Regions from separate parts of the Homo sapiens genome. Here region 2 is linked to region 1. The links are chromatin loops, found by intact Hi-C in ENCODE. Cell type or tissue: GM12878. All regions are shown on one strand. Links, peaks and the distances in the headings refer to the core of each region. The heading gives the core; the rest is flanking DNA.

Evidence for each region. A loop is a pair of places that touch in the nucleus more often than their neighbours do. Peaks named below come from ENCODE experiments on the same cell type or tissue, not always from the same donor. Only the 100,000 strongest peaks of a DNase experiment are listed, where the experiment ranks them.
Region 2: it touches region 1 in a loop (2.6-fold over the local background); 13 of 110 quality-filtered maps call a loop at or near these places.

Annotation. Positions count from the first base shown.
Region 1 is chr3:189,283,527-189,292,272 of GRCh38, forward strand. All of the region lies in intron 4 of TPRG1 (tumor protein p63 regulated 1), which reads left to right. Among named protein-coding and RNA genes, the nearest start is that of TPRG1-AS2, 47 kb to the left of the region's middle. RefSeq lists an enhancer at 2,747-2,796. In GM12878, for the core only: no CTCF peak of the experiment used is centred there; a DNase peak (open chromatin) is centred at 5,295; H3K4me3 peaks cover 805 bases; H3K27ac peaks cover 2,176 bases.
Region 2 is chr3:189,335,753-189,344,498 of GRCh38, forward strand. No RefSeq gene overlaps it. Among named protein-coding and RNA genes, the nearest start is that of TPRG1-AS2, 100 kb to the left of the region's middle. In GM12878, for the core only: a CTCF peak has its summit at 5,105 (motif pointing right); no DNase peak of the experiment used is centred there.

The DNA of each region.
Region 1 (8,746 bases), core at 494-8,493:
AGAGTAACTGAATACATTTAGGGTTTATTTGCTATGAAATTAACATTTATAGAGGTTCTCTTAAAAATAATATTGGGTGGCTCATGAAAGCCCAGAGAGAAGGTTTTCTGTTGGGGAACGATCAGCAGTGACTGGTCAGTTGTTGATTTCATAAACATTTGTTAAATCTACATGAGGCAAGGGATTATCACCATATCATTTTATTTAATCTTTACGATAATCCGGAAGGTAAACAATTATTTTCTTCCTTTAAAATCAGAAAAACGTGAGGCACGAGGAGACTAAGTTAGTTACTTGTCTAGATCACAGAGCTAGTAACTAGCAGAGCTCTAGAGTCCAAACCTGAGTCTTGTGTTAAATAAATCCAAGATGTGGATACAGGCGTTAGTACTTTAAATTTACTTTGCCATTTTTATGTTATTGAACAGATAAGATGACTGGAGACTTTTCCCTTGGCCTATTACCAGATTGTATGAAAATCAGGGACAGGGCAATGATATTTAACAAAAATGAATGCACCGATGCACCAATATTACAAGGACATGTATCCTCTGTAGTCTCACCCACGTTTCCCAGGTTTGGATAAATGTTTCTCCATTAAAGTTGGGAAGGACATTTTCTGCTTGCATCCCTCCCCGCATTTTTCTTTTCCCTTTTGAATTCCTCACTTTTACTTTTTTTTTTTTTATTATACTTTAAGTTTTGGGGTACATGTGCACAACGTGCAGGTTAGTTACCTATGTATACATGTGCCATGTCGGTGTCCTGCACCCATTAACCTGTCATTTAACATTAGGTATATCTCCTAATGCTATCCCTCCCCCCCCCTCCCCCCACCCCACAACAGGCCCTGGTACGTGATGTTCCCCTTCCTGTGTCCATGTGTTCTCATTGTTCAATTCCCACCTATGAGTGAGAACATGTGGTGTTTGGTTTTTTGTCCTTGCCATAGTTTGCTGAGAATGATGGTTTCCAGCTTCATCTGTGTCCCTACAAAGGACGTGAACTCATCATTTTTTATGGCTGTATAGTATTCCATGGTGTATATGTGCCACATTTTCTTAATCCAGTGTATCATTGTTGGACATTTGGGTTGGTTCCAAGTCTTTGCTATTGTGAATAGTACCGCAATAAACATATGTGTGCATGTGTCTTTATAGCAGCATGTTTCCTATTTAATAAATGGTGTTGGGAAAACTGCCTAGCCATATGTAGAAAGCTGAAACTGGATCCCTTCCTTACACCTTATACAAAAATTAATTCAAGATGGATTCAAGACTTAAATGTTAGACCTAAAACCATAAAAACCCTAGAAGAAAACCTAGACAATACCATTCAGGACATAGGCATGGACAAGGACTTCATGTCTAAAACACCAAAAGCAATGGCAACAAAAGCCAAAATTGACAAATGGGATCTAATTAAACTAAAGAGCTTCTGCACAGCAAAAGAAACTACCATCTGAGTGAACAGGCAACCTACAGAATGGGAGAAAATTTTTGCAATCTACTCATCTGACAAAGGGCTAATATCCAGAATCTACAATGAACTCAAACAAATTTACAAGAAAAAAATCAAACAACCCCATCAACAAGTGGGCGAAGGATATGAACAGCCACTTCTCAAAAGAAGACATTTATGCAGCCAAAAGACACAGAAAAAATGCTCACTTTTTCTTAAAAATGAACTTCATTATTCTTCTACAATACTAGTTAACACACTGTTGGAAAAGAAAGGTGTTATAAGAAGTTTGGGAAAGTGCTTGATGGCCTTCACTTGTGAATGTTTCCTGCCAGGCCTAGGCGAGGAAAGGCGGGCGTAGGCTGCTATGGAGCTCCCCTCAGTGACACTGCACCTGTTCTGTGTGTTTTAGAGATGGAAGGGCCCTTTGAGGACATCTTTTCTGACTTGTTCCATAGAATCACACACATAAAACAAAGTGTTCAGTGCTCCAAGTAAATGAAGGAATACCAGATTGCATAAAGCTAAGTAGATTTCTTACTGATACCTTTCCAGATTATTAGACTAATGTCCATTGTGAATGTCTGAAAGAGCAAAGCGTTTCCTAACATTTTTGATCACAGAGCACTTTCTTCATAGAGCCTTTTTCACATCAATATTACAGACATTGTACATAATTTCTTTCTCAGAGTAATTCTTTAAGGTGGGTAGTAACTCTGTTTTATCTGAGAATCAAAAAGGCTGATTCACTTGCTCGAGGTCCTACAACTCGAATTGTCCAGTTGTATTCAAACTCAAGTCTCCTGACTCCAAAGCCTGTGATTTTCCCCTTAGACGATTCTGCCTTGTACTATCTCCATAGAGACTTCTCTCACTTTCCACACATGCTAGTTTATTTTTTTTTCTGAGTACAATATTTCACTTATATCAGTTTGTAGTAGACACTTTTGAGGGATGTTGTCTCCTGCATGTTAGTCTTGCCTGAGTGAGGTCCCTGCTCTCAAAGATGGAGCTTCAGAAGTCTTGTTCTGACCCTTCTCTTGACTTAATTTGTACAATTTACCTTCAAGCTCACTCTGCTAGAAACATGCTGGCTTCCTTGGTACTTCTTTTAAAATGCCAAAAAAATGCTTCTGGTTTCAGCCTTAAATTTGCTGTCCTCTCTGCTTAGAATGCTATTCCCCAGATACCACATAATCACTCCCTCTTTTTTTTTAGATCTCAGATCAAATGTCACCTTCCCAGAACACTGACCACCCTATGAAAAACAGGAACTTTCCCACTGCATTAGTCTTGTTGCTTTACTCTGTTTTATTTTTTTTATATCATATCCTTCTGCCACATAGTATATATTTGTTCACTTCCTTCCTGTCTCCATGCCAGAAGGTAAGCTGTATGAGAACTGAGATTTGGTTTTGTTCACTGATGCATCCTCTGTGTCTACAACAATGCCAATCCAGAGTAGGAGCTCAACAAATAGTTGTTGAAGGCAATTAAGTGAATGCATGTTTATTTCATATTACCTCCTACTTCCAGGACATAGGGGCAGATATCTCTCTCAAGCAGGATCAATCAGATTCTCCTGCCTATGTATTTGGAATTGGGACTGAGAGATACTAGTCAGGATTTGAGAATTGGGACTGGGAGAAGGATGGGAAAACACATAACCTCAGATTTGTAGGCCAGCCACATGCATATGGAAACAGAGGAATGTCTCTGATCTCTTGTCAAAGAGAGAATAAGGTACAGTTAGTTGCACACAGGAAAGTTCAGACATAGGAAACCATATGACCAGAGACAGAGAGAGATGAAATGACAGCAGGCTTCCTTGGTAGCTTCCTACTTTCTTTTCTTTATCTGTTATGAGGCCAGGCTCCAGTTCTCTGTCAGGTGATGGGAGGCACTCCTGTATCCTTCTAACGAACTCCTCTTTTTCACTTGGGTCAGCTTGGGTGATTTAATTGTAAGGATAATATACAGCTGTTGAGATTAACAGAGGCTTATACAGTTGTTGATGATGAATTTCAGGATTGATGGCTCACGGAGGGCAGCAGGGCCTCACCCTCCTTTTGTCTTTCCATTTTGCTGTCTTTTGCCTGAAGACCCTGACATTCATCATGCTTGTCACCGCATGGTTGCAAGATAGCACTGCACCGTGTAGCCTCACTCTGCATTTCAGACAGGAAGAAAGGGAAAAGAGAGGAGGCAAAGAGCTTTCTCCCAGTGACGCTTTGCCTTTTACAATTGAAGAAAAGATCTTCCTTGGGGAATTCTACTTGTCTCATTGTCCAGACAATGTTGCACGGTCATCTCTAGGCAGAGGAATCAAGTATTTTGGCTTTATAGATTTCTATATGTGGATGGCAAAAGAAAAAAAGGTTGCACACACAGTACCTGTTTCTTTCTTTCTTTCTTTTTTTTTTTTTTTGAGACAGAGTCTTGCTCTGTTGCCCAGGCTGGAGTGCAGTGGCACGATCTCGGCTCACTGCAAGCTCCGCCTCCCAGGTTCATGCCATTCTCCTGCCTCAGCCTCCCGAGTAGCTGGGACTACAGGCGCCCACCACCACACCTGGCTAATTTTTTGTATTTTTAGTAGAGACGGGGTTTCACCCTGTTAGCCAGGATGGTCTCGATCTCCTGACCTCGTGATCTGCCCGCCTCAGCCTCCCAAAGTGCTGGGATTACAGGCGTGAGCCACCATGCCCAGCCTACTTGTTTCTTTAAAGATGCCGAGTTAATATTGCCTAGAGGAATCACTGGATTTTTCTAATGATGCTTAAATACCAGCATTTTCAATAAAAAGGCCATTCTTTCAGCAAAACTCAAATGTGTTTATTTTTTGCCTATTTTCCCCCAATTTTAAGGTGTGATTTTTAATGAAAGAACGTTTTAGGTGGGAATTTGCGAAAAGATTGAGAATTGAGTTCATAATGATGAAATGACTTTATCACCCAACTTTAAAATTGTGAGAATTTTAATTTTTAAATTAAAAAAATTTAAGTTAATAAAATTTAAATTTAAAAAATTTAAATTTTTAACACAAAGTTTATGTCTGAGACAGTGAGAGAGAAAAGAGAGAGACAGAGGAAAAAGAGAGAGGAGAGAAAATTATGTGTGTATATGGTTGTGTGTGTGTGGTTGTGTGTGTATACACAACCAAAATTTAGCTAAATAATAAAACTAGTTTTCAAAATGTTTAGATTCAGATCAATAATGTAGTTGCTTCACTTTTTAAAAAATGAATAACATTGTATGTAAAAAAAAGATGCTGCTATTTGTGATAAACTAATATAACAAAGTCTATATAAACTTTAGGATTTTTTTCTGCAACGTGTAGTGAGATTGTTGTGAGAAGTAAAAACAAAACTTCAAAGGCCAATGTACATTGCAGGAGAAGAGGAATGAATATTATAGCACATAGGATGACTAAGAAAAGCTATATATTAATACTATTCACCATCTAATTTTGGGATGATATGCTTGTTTTTTAAAGGTGCAAACCTGATCAATATCCTGATCATAAACCAGTAACTGAAGCATATTCAGCTTTGTAAATGACCTTGGGGCCTTTGCATTCTATCTCTTCTTAACTCCAGCTAACCTTTGATTCCGCTTTCCAATGTCCCCTTTTGCTTTTCTTTCCTCTTCCCACCTCAGTGGGGTCAAAGGCTTCTCACCTCTAAGCCTAACTCTGGGCAAACAGTATCATTCTGAGCTAAGTCGCAGTTTCAAAACTTTAAATAGACTTCATTATGATGCATAAGCAAATTAACCTTTGTAAGGGCAGCTTGCTGCAAGGAAGAAAGAAATTACTCAGCTGTTACTGCATCTATCGCAAACCACTGATTTGTGCCTAATAATGTGAGTTTTGAAAATAATCAGCATAAGATGGTCTTGCAAGATTCCAGCTTGTTATGAGGTAACCGAGTTTATGGGTGCCTGTATCTGTACGTGAGCCTTTCCTCCCCAAAAGCATTTATGGAAAATTTTATAATCATGTGTCACTCACCGATGTACTGTGTATTAGAGGGTAAGTCTAAGAGAGTAAAAACCTGGGCTGAAAAAAGCTGATTGGACCTTTAGCTTGTCTGATTGCTGAGTGATGGGAAACACACTGCACCTGCACTTCTTCCCCGTGGCTGTCTCCACCTGTATACCCCACAGGCATCTCAGACTCATCATCTTTCCCCTATATCTTGCTTCCTTAAAAACCTGCTTCTCTTCTGTAGGTCTTTATTTATGAGGATGGCCTCATTATCTTCCCAATTATGCAGGCTTAAAAAATCAGTCATTTTTCACTTCTTTCTCCCCCCGACCCCAAATCCAATCAGGTTGTCAAATTCAATCAAGTCAATCTTTGCCACATTTCTCAAACCTAACTCTTTCTGTTCCTACTGTCATGATCTTACTTTGGGTGTTTTTTTTTTTTTCTCTTGCTTCAATGATTTTGATGTTTTCCTGACTGTGATTCTATGTAGTGGTTAAGAGCTGAGATTCTGGAGACCTGCTGCCCCTGCTTAAGTTCAGGTTGAATCACTTGTTGACTACGTAGTCTTTGAAATGTCATTTAAATTATCTTTCTTTTGGTTTCTTCACCTGTAAAATGGGGATGATGATAGTTTTTACTCAGAAAATTGTGAGAATTAATTGAGACTACTTCTTTAACGTGCCTAATACAGCAGCACTAGGTAAATATTAAGTACTATGAGATTATTGTATCACCCTTTCAGTCTTACCAGTCTTTCAATCTATTCAACTTAAATCTATCAGATTACCTTATTAAAATACCATGCTGATCAACCTATATCTTTGCTCAGATTTTTGCCCACGATGCTCTATTATCTACTTATGCTTTATAAATGGGATTACAGAAAATCTCAGGTAACAGAGTTGTTATAGCTACTACAAGAAGCCACAGGATAAACATGCCATATCTACCTGAAGCCTAAATTTAATCAATTAAATGGTGTACATTTTCAGATATTGCTTTTATGTTAAAATCAACCAATGTAAATGAAATGCAATAGGAAACATAATTATATGGTTTTAATGATAAAACAATTGCAAATAAATTTTGTGTTTATGGCAAGTGGTCATGGCTCTATGGCAGTGGGGGTGTTCTACTGGCAAAATATGAGAAGCAGTAATGTGCAGCTTCATAGCCTGACTTATAAGAACTTTGCATTATGGTCCTAATCTACTTTTCTATTCTATCTATTTCTAGATTTCACTTATATAAATCATGACCTTGCCAAATCAGACACGTTGATTTTTCCCATATATGTCCCATCCTTCCTCTGCCAGTTAATTAACTTACATGGTTCCCTCCTTTTACCTGTTCTAAACCACTTAACACCTCCTCCCAACACTCACACACTCATGTCTACATTCATCCATGTCTTAAAGCCCACATTTCAGCGATGAATCGATAGAGTGTGATAAAGTAAAGAGAAATATGGAAGATGACTTGATGATATCTTTCGTTGAGCACATTAACATAGAAAGCTTTGTCTTAACCCCTGTTAGGAATAAATAGAACAAACAGATACGTTTTCCATCGATGAAATCAGCAATTAAGTGGCAGCTTTTATTAAGAGGCTACTGGTTTTCTTTGAAAGGAATAACATTTTATGAAGGAAAAAGTCTCTGAATGTTTCCAGGGCAGAGAAGTTTGGCCAGGTTTTACTGTGGACTATTGCAGGTGTAGAAGAAGACGTTTAGGAGAGGCCATTTTGAAAAAGCTTTGCAGATGTGTTTTGAATGATGCAGGCTGAGACCCTCTCATAATAGTGAGTACAAGTGCTGATGTTGGGGAGTTAGTTGAAAAGTTAACAGGATGGGAAAGTTTTCTAAGATTGTGTGACTGAATCCTGAGACAGCTGTAGTTTAGTTGAAAAATCTTTAGTGGCCCATTTCTTTTTGTTGTTGTTGTTGAGACGGAGTCTTGCTCTGTCACCCAGGCTGGAGTGCAGTGGCCCGATCTCCACTCACTGCAAGCTCCGCCTCCGGGTTCACGCCATTCTCCTGCCTCAGCCTCCCGAGTAGCTGGGACTACAGGGGCCCACCACCACACCTGGCTAATTTTTTTTATTTTTAGTAGAGACGGGGTTTCACCATGTTAGCCAGGATGGTCTCGATCTCCTGACCTCGTGATCCGCCTGCCTCAGCCTCCCAAAGTGCTGAGATTACAGGGGTGAGCCACCGCACCCAGCCGGTAGACCCATTTCTAAACCTAGGTCTGGCTTCAACAAATTATGGGACCTTAGGGAAATTGTCTTTCTGAATCATAGTTTCACCCATCCAACCAAACAGAAATAATAATGGGGATATGAGGACCAAATGAGGTGATCTGTTTGTATGTAAAAATACTTTGTATATTTTAATGGAGTCTCTTTTATCTCTGAAATGGAGATAATAATATAGCTCTTCATAGGGTGATTCTGAGGATTAAATGAGAAAGCCATGCAGTACATTTACAAGGTGTTTGAAACTATGGTGCCAAAGAGAATAAGTATTAGCCATCATTATTATCATCACTGTTACTATTTATGTGTCACACCAATGAATGGATATGATACTATTATGGTAGCATTTTGGTTTTAGTTTTCACACTAATTTTTGATTTAGGGGACTAAAGAAGTAGTATTGTTATGCTTTTAACCCCACGACAATTCTTAATCTGAGAAGCCAAGTCCCTGTTTTAGTGATCTTGCCAACTATGTTTTATTTGCATAGTGCTTTGTTTACTGCAAAGAGCTTTGACAAATATATATCTCATTAGCTCCTGAAAACAACCCTGATCATTAAGCAGGGCAACACTGACACACCAATTGGGAGATGAACAAACTGAAGCTGGGAGCATTGTGTTTTGGCCAGAGTCACATAGAAAGTTGGTGATGGTTACAGTGGGCTCCTCTGGCTGCTACTGCAGAGACATCCCAGAGCTCTGGGTAGGCTTCTACTTATCAATGGCTGACATTTCAGGTGAGCTCCGGGAGGACAGGTACTAAAACACAAATGTCTTCTAATTCTCCAGATGCCAAGCAGCATTCAAGCACATAGTAGGATTTGAAAACTACTTTTCGAATTCCCTTTTTAAACAATTTGAAAACATCTTCTGTGTTATTTCTTGATGATTCTAAATATAGCAATAAGATGTAATCTGTTTTAAAACTTTTTTGCAGCATCAGTGTAGGGACTCTAAAAAAGGCAGTTAAAACTTCTGCAGTTGCAGAATTTACACAGAATAGTCACAGTGATTATTTCTGGGTGGTGGGACTCAATG
Region 2 (8,746 bases), core at 154-8,153, 52 kb after region 1:
TCAAATTTAGGAAAACATTTATGAAGTTTCTTTCACATATGAGATTTTAGATTTGGAAAAATTTTCACAGACTGTCTCCTGGTTTGTATATTTTTAATCTCATTTTATTTTGTTACCCTCATGCTTCCTGTGCTGTCTACCTCAGGGCACATTCATTTTTCCATAGGAACAAAACTTTGGCCCTGCCCTTCCTTTGAATCATGGTATTAGCTGGTTGTAGTATTCTTGGAGGCCAGTCCTACATAGTGTAAGCAATAACTTAACTCCTTATGAAAGTGACTGTAAACCACAGAAGTACAACCTACTAAACCCCAGCTGAACATAAACCTACCTTAGCTGCTTCTAAATCCGATCTCACAAATGCTGATGGCCATTTTAATGCCCAACAGGAAAGGAAAAGTCATGGAAGGGAAAACAGAATGGAAAGAAACAGGATTCTTAACCGATTGCAGTTAAAATATTTACTTTTTAAAAATTGAAAAAAAAATGCAGAAAGAAAAATGGCCATGGAAACACATTGCTAAGGCTTTTCCCAGGGTCTTAGAAGGGACCATCAAATAGCGATAATCTGAAAACTTTTTCAATTTTTATAATTGACACAAAACAATTACACATATCTGCAGGGTTCATCGTGCTATGGTCATGTATGTAATGTAAGTGATCAGATCAGGGTAATTAGCATATCTATCATCTCAAATATTTATCGTTTATGTTGGGAACATTCATATCCTCCTTCTAGATATTTGAAGCTATGTAATACATTATTGTTAATTATAGTCATCCTTCAGTGCTATAGAACACTAGAACTTATTCTTCCTATCTAACTGTAATTCTATTTCCTTTAACAAATCTCTCCCCAGCCCTTCCTTACCCCTGCCCTTCTCAGTCTGTGGTATCCTCTGTTGTACGTTTTACTTTTATGAGATCAACTTTTTTTTAGCTCCCACATATGAGTGAGCACATACAGTGTTTAACTTTCTGTTCCTGGCTTATTTCACTTAACATAGTGTCCTCCAGTTTCATCCATATTGCCATGGACGACAGGATTTCATTCTATATGGTCAAATAGTATTCTATTGTGTATATATACCACATCTTCTTTATCTATTTGTCTGTTTTTGGATACCTGGGTTGGTTCCATATCTTGGATATTGTGAATAATGCTGCAATAAACATAGGGGATGCAGATGTCTTTTCTTTACACTGACTTTCTTTCCTTTGGATAAATGCCCAGTATTGGTATTGCTGGATCATATGGTCCTTCTAATTTTATGTGTTTTTTGTTGTTGTTGTTTTTTGTTTTTTTTCCAGAAATCTCCATACTGGTTTCCATAACGGCTATACTAGTTTACATTCTCAGCAACAGTGTGTTCCCTTTCCTTTATATCTTCACTAGCATTTGATATATTCTTTCTGATAATAGCCACCCTAACTGGGATGAAGATGATATCTCTTTGTCCTTTTGACTTGCATTTTTCTGATCATCAGTGATGTTGAGCATTTTGGAATATATTTGTTGGCCATTTGTATGTCTTCTTTCAAAAAACACCTGTTCAGATCACTTGCCCATTTTCTAATTGATCGTTTATTTTATTTTTTATTTTTTGCTGTTGAGATGTTTGAGTTCCATGTATATTCTGGATATATATTCTGGATATTAATCCTTTATTGTATGAATCATTAATTAATTTGCATTAGCTTTAGAATAAAATCCACTCAGACTCCAGGATTGTGGAAGTAGCAACAAATTTGTAGTGTAGGACCTTGAATCTAGTTTTGGCTCCTCCACTGACTACCCTGGTGGACCTTGGGCAAGTTATTCACAACCTAACCCTCACTTACTCCTTTAAAAAATGGGAGTTTTGAATAGATAACACCCACACCCCACCCCTCGGAAAAAAAATCTCTTCTATCTATGACATTGTCATAGCAGACAGAACTGGCTGCAATAGCAAAATATGCACAGATGGGGGCCTCCCCACCTTCATAGGCTCAGGACAGATCTTCTAGGCCTAAATTCAGGAGACAGAGGCAACCCTAGCCATTTCCACTCCATTTTGGAAGCAGCTGCCTTGTCTTTCAAGAATGCAGTCAGACAGCTTTTTTTTTAAAGAAAAAGGTGTAGTCTTTCCAGGGACTTTAGTCCCCTTTGCTTCCCAGTGATCTTGTGAGTCACTAAATGATTGATGGGGGGCTTATTTCCATGGTGACCACTTCTGTCCTATCTAGCAGCTGGAGAGCTTAACCCAACCCTGACACAGCTTCCTCAGTTGGGCTGGGCATCCACTTAACCAAAGCATTCAAGGGCAGGACTTGACAGCTCTGAACTCTGGGCCATGGATAGGATTCCAGAAGAAAGAAGGGTGGGAGCATGGTGAAACCACTCATCTATGCTCTCATTTTTTTCCATGGATTAAAGTCTCAAGAGTTATGTCCCAGCTAGAAAGGAACCTTGATAGCAAAGGAGTCTTGAAGAGCTCTTGGATACTGAATGAACCATTTCTTAGTGGATGGGGCTGTCCAGTAAGACCTCCCAATGCCATTTGCTTCTGATCTTATGGAGTAATCTTTTCTCTTCCCTGGCCAATTGGGCTAAGTTTGCTATACCTCAATCTCAATAACTGCCACTTCTCTGCCGCCAATCAATTCTCTGTCTGTTTCTGGGTATGTTCTCCTCATGTTGCCTTTTCTGCAGGCTTGTCAATATAAAAACAAGAGCCATTTGCTTGAATGGAGGGCTGTGCCTAAAAGTTAACAGACAGTCACAGCTGTGTTAGAGGATTGAGGCATGGAGTACATTCTAAAATAGAACTCAGCCGCAGAGGGCATGGAAACATGCCGTGCTCAAGGCTGCCAGGGAATGCAGCCCTGAAGCTTGGGTTTTTCACGCCTCAAACTCATTAAACCCCCAGCCTGCATGTCACACATCACATCCTTCCAGAATTTCTGGCTTCCTTCATTCAAATAGAATACTCTTTTCTTCCTCAGGTGGCTTAATTTGTTCTTTACTAATTTGTTATTGATATTATTATTTATCCAAAATTTTCTGAATGCCATGGCTATACCAGTGGGGAACAGAATGTTCCTATGGAGGGAAGAATTGCTCTGATTATTAGAATTACTGAATTATTGGCATGTTATTCTGATTATTCTGATTATTAGAATTACTGAATTATTGAGCTGGATAGGTTACTAAAAATCATGTAGTTTTATCACCATTATCCTATAGTTTGGGCAAAAAGAGGACAAAAGGTTATACGGTGAGCTGGCTCATAGCCAAAAAAATAGAAACTGATTTTCTCCCATTTTTATTTCTACTAAGTTATTTAAAAATTATTATTCTTAACATCAAATAGCTTTGTGAATGTACTTAAGTTTTGTAGAAATAGGTATCTAATACAGTCATCTAGCTAATTGACCTTATATTTTGCTTTCATTTTAGAGTACTGCCTGGCCTAGAAGTGCCAAAGAAATTATTCCCTGGTATACACAAACATCTTATATATTTGTTTTTATAATCCAAATATCCATGTACAAGCATCAAAGTCCATATCTAAATACTTCAACACATACACACTTGTGCAGGTGCAATCTCTGGCACAGTGGGGTACCAGGAAAAGAAATATGACAAATACTCTGCCCAGGTGGGGTTCCCAGCATACTGAGAGGGTCAAACAAGCCCCCTCCCCTTCTCTACATGCTATAACTCTAAGATAAGGCAGATTAGAATACCTGTTTTAAAAAGGTATAAGACTGTAGAGGGAAGGAAGAAGAGAGAATGGTTAATTTAAACTGGGATGTCCAGGGAGGTCTTTAAGGGGAGATAGCATTTGAAGTAGTCTTAAAGAATGGGAAGGAATTTTACTTGTACACAAGGGCAGGAGAGTAATAACACAGAGAGATCAGTGTGAACACAGCATGAAGGTGAGGGGGTCATTGAGAGTGTGGGCTCCAAATTGTGAGCAGCTGTATCCCATAGCTGGGTGAAAAGAAGGAAGCACAAAACTCTACTCAGAAAGGGGACACTCTCAAAGAGTTACACCTGCATTTCCAGATATGAATTTCCATAATAGAGGCAAACACACCAAACAGGTAAGATTTTCAAATTCAGAGACTTCCTCATTTTAGCCATATCCGTATCAAGAAAACTCAAGATCTTTCTGCTTGTTGAGTTTTAAATCCTGGCCTTGCCACTTGATAACTCTGGGATGTTAGACAACTGACCCGATCCTCTCCAAGCTTCCCTTTTTTCTTAGATAGCTTATCTAAGGTGCATGTGAAAATTAAAATGACGTAAAGCATGAAAACTTCTCAGTTACAGTACTTGGCACACATAAATATTTCAGTTCTTCCCCACAGCTACTGTCTTCCAAAGGCATGAAAAAAGGCACATCGACTGGACTAGCTGAATCACTTCTTGAGGCTTCCGTTTAACTGTTGGCAAATAAAAGAGTCGGCATGGCTATGTGAGGGTAATCAACTGTCCTGGTATTTCTAGGACTGAAGGGTTTCCTGGGACATGAGACTTTCATTACGAAAACTGGGACAGTCCCAGGGACCCAGGATGATGGGTCAGCCTACTTATGTGGTTAAGAGTGGAGCCTCTATAGCCAGACCATGCAGGTTCAAATCTTAGTTTTGCCATTACCATGTTTATAACCTTGAGCAAGTTGCCTAACACCCCGTGCCTCAGTTCCTTCTTCTGAAAAATAAAGACAATAATAATAGTGCCAACCTTGTAAAGTTATATGAGGATTACATAAATTAATATATGTAATGTTAGCTGTCCGTATAGTAGAAGATTCCAAGCTTTGTCTTCACTCACCTACCACTACTTCCTTAGCCAATTATTTAAAAAATAACTTGTTAGAAAGAATTAAATTAATTTCTACTTGTGTACTTACACATTCTCTTATCTTTACAAGGGACTTGTGGTGGGATGAAACTCTCCTTCGAGTGCCCCTGGAGCCCTTGGCTTTCCCTGTCCTCAAATTCTGTGTGCTGCTTGATTTTTGCACCATTGGGTGCCATGGAAATCTGTGTGAGAATGTGGAGGGAAATGTGGCTTCTTATTCAAGTCCTTTCCTCCCCTCCTGCAGGGGGCAGTGTAGGAAGAGCCTGGACTGAGAGGACACGGCTCTGTCTCATTGACCTTGGCCATGGCCTCTCTGTCTCTGGATCTCAGTTTCCTAATCCTTTAAAATGAAGGGGTTGAGCAACATGATACCCCAAGGCCCTTTGATTCTGGGTGGAAACATCGCACCAGACACATTTTCTTCTTTCTCTCTAGCTCAAGAAATGCAGAAGAGAGAAGCAGAAGCAGTCTCCTTGCATCTCCCCAAATGTTTTACAATCCTAAGGAGAATTCTGAAGTATCACACAAAGGGTTGTTTAGGCTCTGCTCCCTCTAATTACGGCCCATTAAGGCCTCAGATCCCTCCTGTCTGCAGAATGTGCTATTTAACATTCTCCCTGGCAGGGCCTTCGCCAAGGACGCAAGCCATTGCACTCACTTCTGTTGATGTTTATGTTGAGAAAGTAGATAATCCTCACTGCAGTGACAAGTTGATTGAAGCAAGTAAAAACCGAATAGGGTTTAGAATTGTAATTGCTGACAGATTCATAATGGTGTGTGAGGCTTGGTGTCTGTCTGGCTGGCCATGCTGTTCAGAATAAAGTGTGAAGTTAAAGAGTATATTGTTTCTGGTATGAAATTTCTCAACCCCAGAATTGTTTCTTTTCTGAATGAAGGTGTGGGGGAGGAAAAAAAAAAAAGCCTCTCTAAAAATGAAGTAGAAAAACATCCACAGCACTTAAAATAGGAGGAACAAGATAATCAGGTGGGGTTTTCTAGTGAAAAAGTAATGTGCAGAGGGATTTTGGGGCAAGATATCTGAGTTATCACCAGGTGGTGACACTGTGTCACTCGGGAAAGTCACTTAACTTCTCTGATCCATCTATTAAATGAGTGTGTTAGATTGAAATTGTTTACAATTGTGTTGTCTTACACTGGTTTTGTACTGCATCTTTCTAGGAAGAATATTATATGATCACACAAAATCAGAATGCTATCGGTTGAAGGGTCCCTAACGACTGGAACTAGTAGAGAACACTTATTATCCATTGATATTTATGTGTGTATATGAAATTATACAAAATGGTCTGCAAGGATTCGGAAAATATGTAATAGTGGCTGTCCCTGGGTTGATCAGGGAGTGAGACTAGAGACTGAAAGAAGTTCAATTGTATCTGCATAATTTACCTTCTTATATAAAACTGTTGGAAGTAAATATGACAAAATGTGAACAGTTTTTCAGTTATAGGTGGTGGGAAATAGGTGTGATAATAGTTAAGTACTTTTTGTACTTCTGTTTCTCTTAATTTAGAATAAAATTGACTAAATGTTCATTGCCCCTTCAAATTCTGATATTTTGTGATTTTGTAAGATACCGTTTTTGAACCTCAGCTTTCTCATTCATAAGAAGGTAGGTATAGGTGACATCTACGTTTCTTTGAATTCTCAAATTCTATTTCTGGTAAGAAAATAAAAATAGGAATGGTTAATTGACAGGGAAGGCAGAACCTATTATTGTAAGCCAGCATGCTGGAAGATTGCGTTGGGACCCGCTTCAAAAGAAATGTGTTGGTTTTTTCTTCCTCCCAATTTCTAGTAATTCCACATAGATAAATAGTTCCCAAATGCTAATTTTAAAATTTAGTATTTGAGAATCACCTACAGCATTTCTTTGCCTTAGCAGAAACTACCACATTGATTAAGAGGAAAGTGGGAATAGATAACTTCAGGTTTATAATAAGTGACCCTTTTACTCACTCACCAATTGTTATTATAGGCTGAAATTCAGTCTTATGTTACACTAAAAGCAAAATACGAAATGCCTATTTTTACAAATAAACTTTAATTCTGAATTATGATTATCTTCTTTGTCTCTTCATATTCCCATCCCACACCAATTTAACTCTTCCAGCCTCATCCTCTAAATTTATACTAGCTTTTCTCTGGTAATATGGTGAGAAGATTTAGGCACATTATGGACTAATAAATTGACAGTTTCTAGATTAAAGTAAATGTAGAGACAATGATTAAAGAGCTGCTATACTAGTAAAGTGAATAATAAGCACTCAGAGATTGTCCTTGGATAAAGAAACCCTGTGGGCATATTTCAAAGTCCATTTAGTGGTCAGGGGTTGGGGAGTCTTTTTGAGAAGAACATACCGTAAATCACTTGGTCTTCATATTTTTTTTTCTAAGGAGACACAGACTGAAGCCATGACTCAAGCTTGCCAAGTCTTTAAACCTGTGGTTCCAGGAAGTCTAAAAATTCTGGAGCTGAGACCACTGAATTATGTTTCCAGTATCAAAAGCCAACCTGAATGTTGATATTCCCCTGGCAACCTGAAGGGAGTAAAATATGATAGCTCTCTGTCCCTGTTTAGCTGTTTTGTATGATGACTTTCATTCTTTCTTATGGATAGTGGTGTAAAATACACAAAAAGGTACCTGTTGGCTTCTTCAAATCTAGCAAATACAATTTAGCCACTTTCCACATTGAATCTTTTTGTTAGCTTTAAGCAGCTACCTTTTTAGATTTGTTTGTTTTTCTCTAATAAAACGTCTCAGCCTGATCAGCTTAAAGTGTAATTGATGGGGAGAAAACAGAGCCTGAATTATTGTCACTGTAGATGGACCATAAAGAAGACAAAACCTGATGACAGCAACATGTGGGAGAGAGGTTCCAGTGATAGTGTATTTTCTGATCCATTGACAGTCAACACATGTTTATGGAAATCATCTTCTATTGCTGGATTTCCATCTCAAGCCTTGGAAAAGAAGATTGAGATGGTAAGGAGAGAAGAGGCGAGATTTGGAATGGTCTCTGAAAGAGATCACGTCTTCTATAAGGGTTGATTTTATGTAACTGTGTCTCTTGCCTTTCAAATATTATGAGTTAAATGACTAAAATGAACCATATTTCTGTTGACATCTTTGAGAAATAAAATACATGGATATTACACTTGATGAAGGGAATTATGTAGCCCATCGGCATCATTTAAATACGAAGAAAACTTGAGCCTGTGAAAGCCCATGATCACCCATTCATTGAGAATCAGAGTTGGAAGCTGAATTTGATTTTTCCACTAAGCTCATGCTCAGTTTGACCTCTAGATTCAATCTAGAGTGGATTTAAATTTTAGCTCTTCTTTTTAAGTCTTGTACATTCTTGGGCGTGCTACTTAACCTCTGTACCTCAGTTTCCACATCTGTCAGAGATGCTAATATCTACTTAATAGGGTAGTGATTAAAGATTCGGTGATATAGCCATAATGCTTAACATAGTGCCAGTAACATGTTAACACAATACTACTGGCTATTGTTATCATTGTTATTATTGTTACACCTGGAAATTATAGTATTGTGGGTCAAAATGTATAGTTTCTAGAGAGGGGGGTATTGTTTTACGGTAACGAGAAAGAAGTAAATTCAATCCTATCACACACTGTCATGATTAAGAACCTCTTGAGGTTGTGCATTGCACTCAGGTTAAGACTACATTCCTTATCTTCAGGATATGGCTTAAAAGATGCTCCTTGATTGGTGCTAACAGACATTTCTAGCCTCATTCTTTGTCATTTTCCCTCCTGACTTACCTGCCTGCTGCTCCCCTCTCCAAGGTTTGATTAGCCTCATCTTAGTTTTCTGGACAACCCATGTTCTTCCTCATCTCTG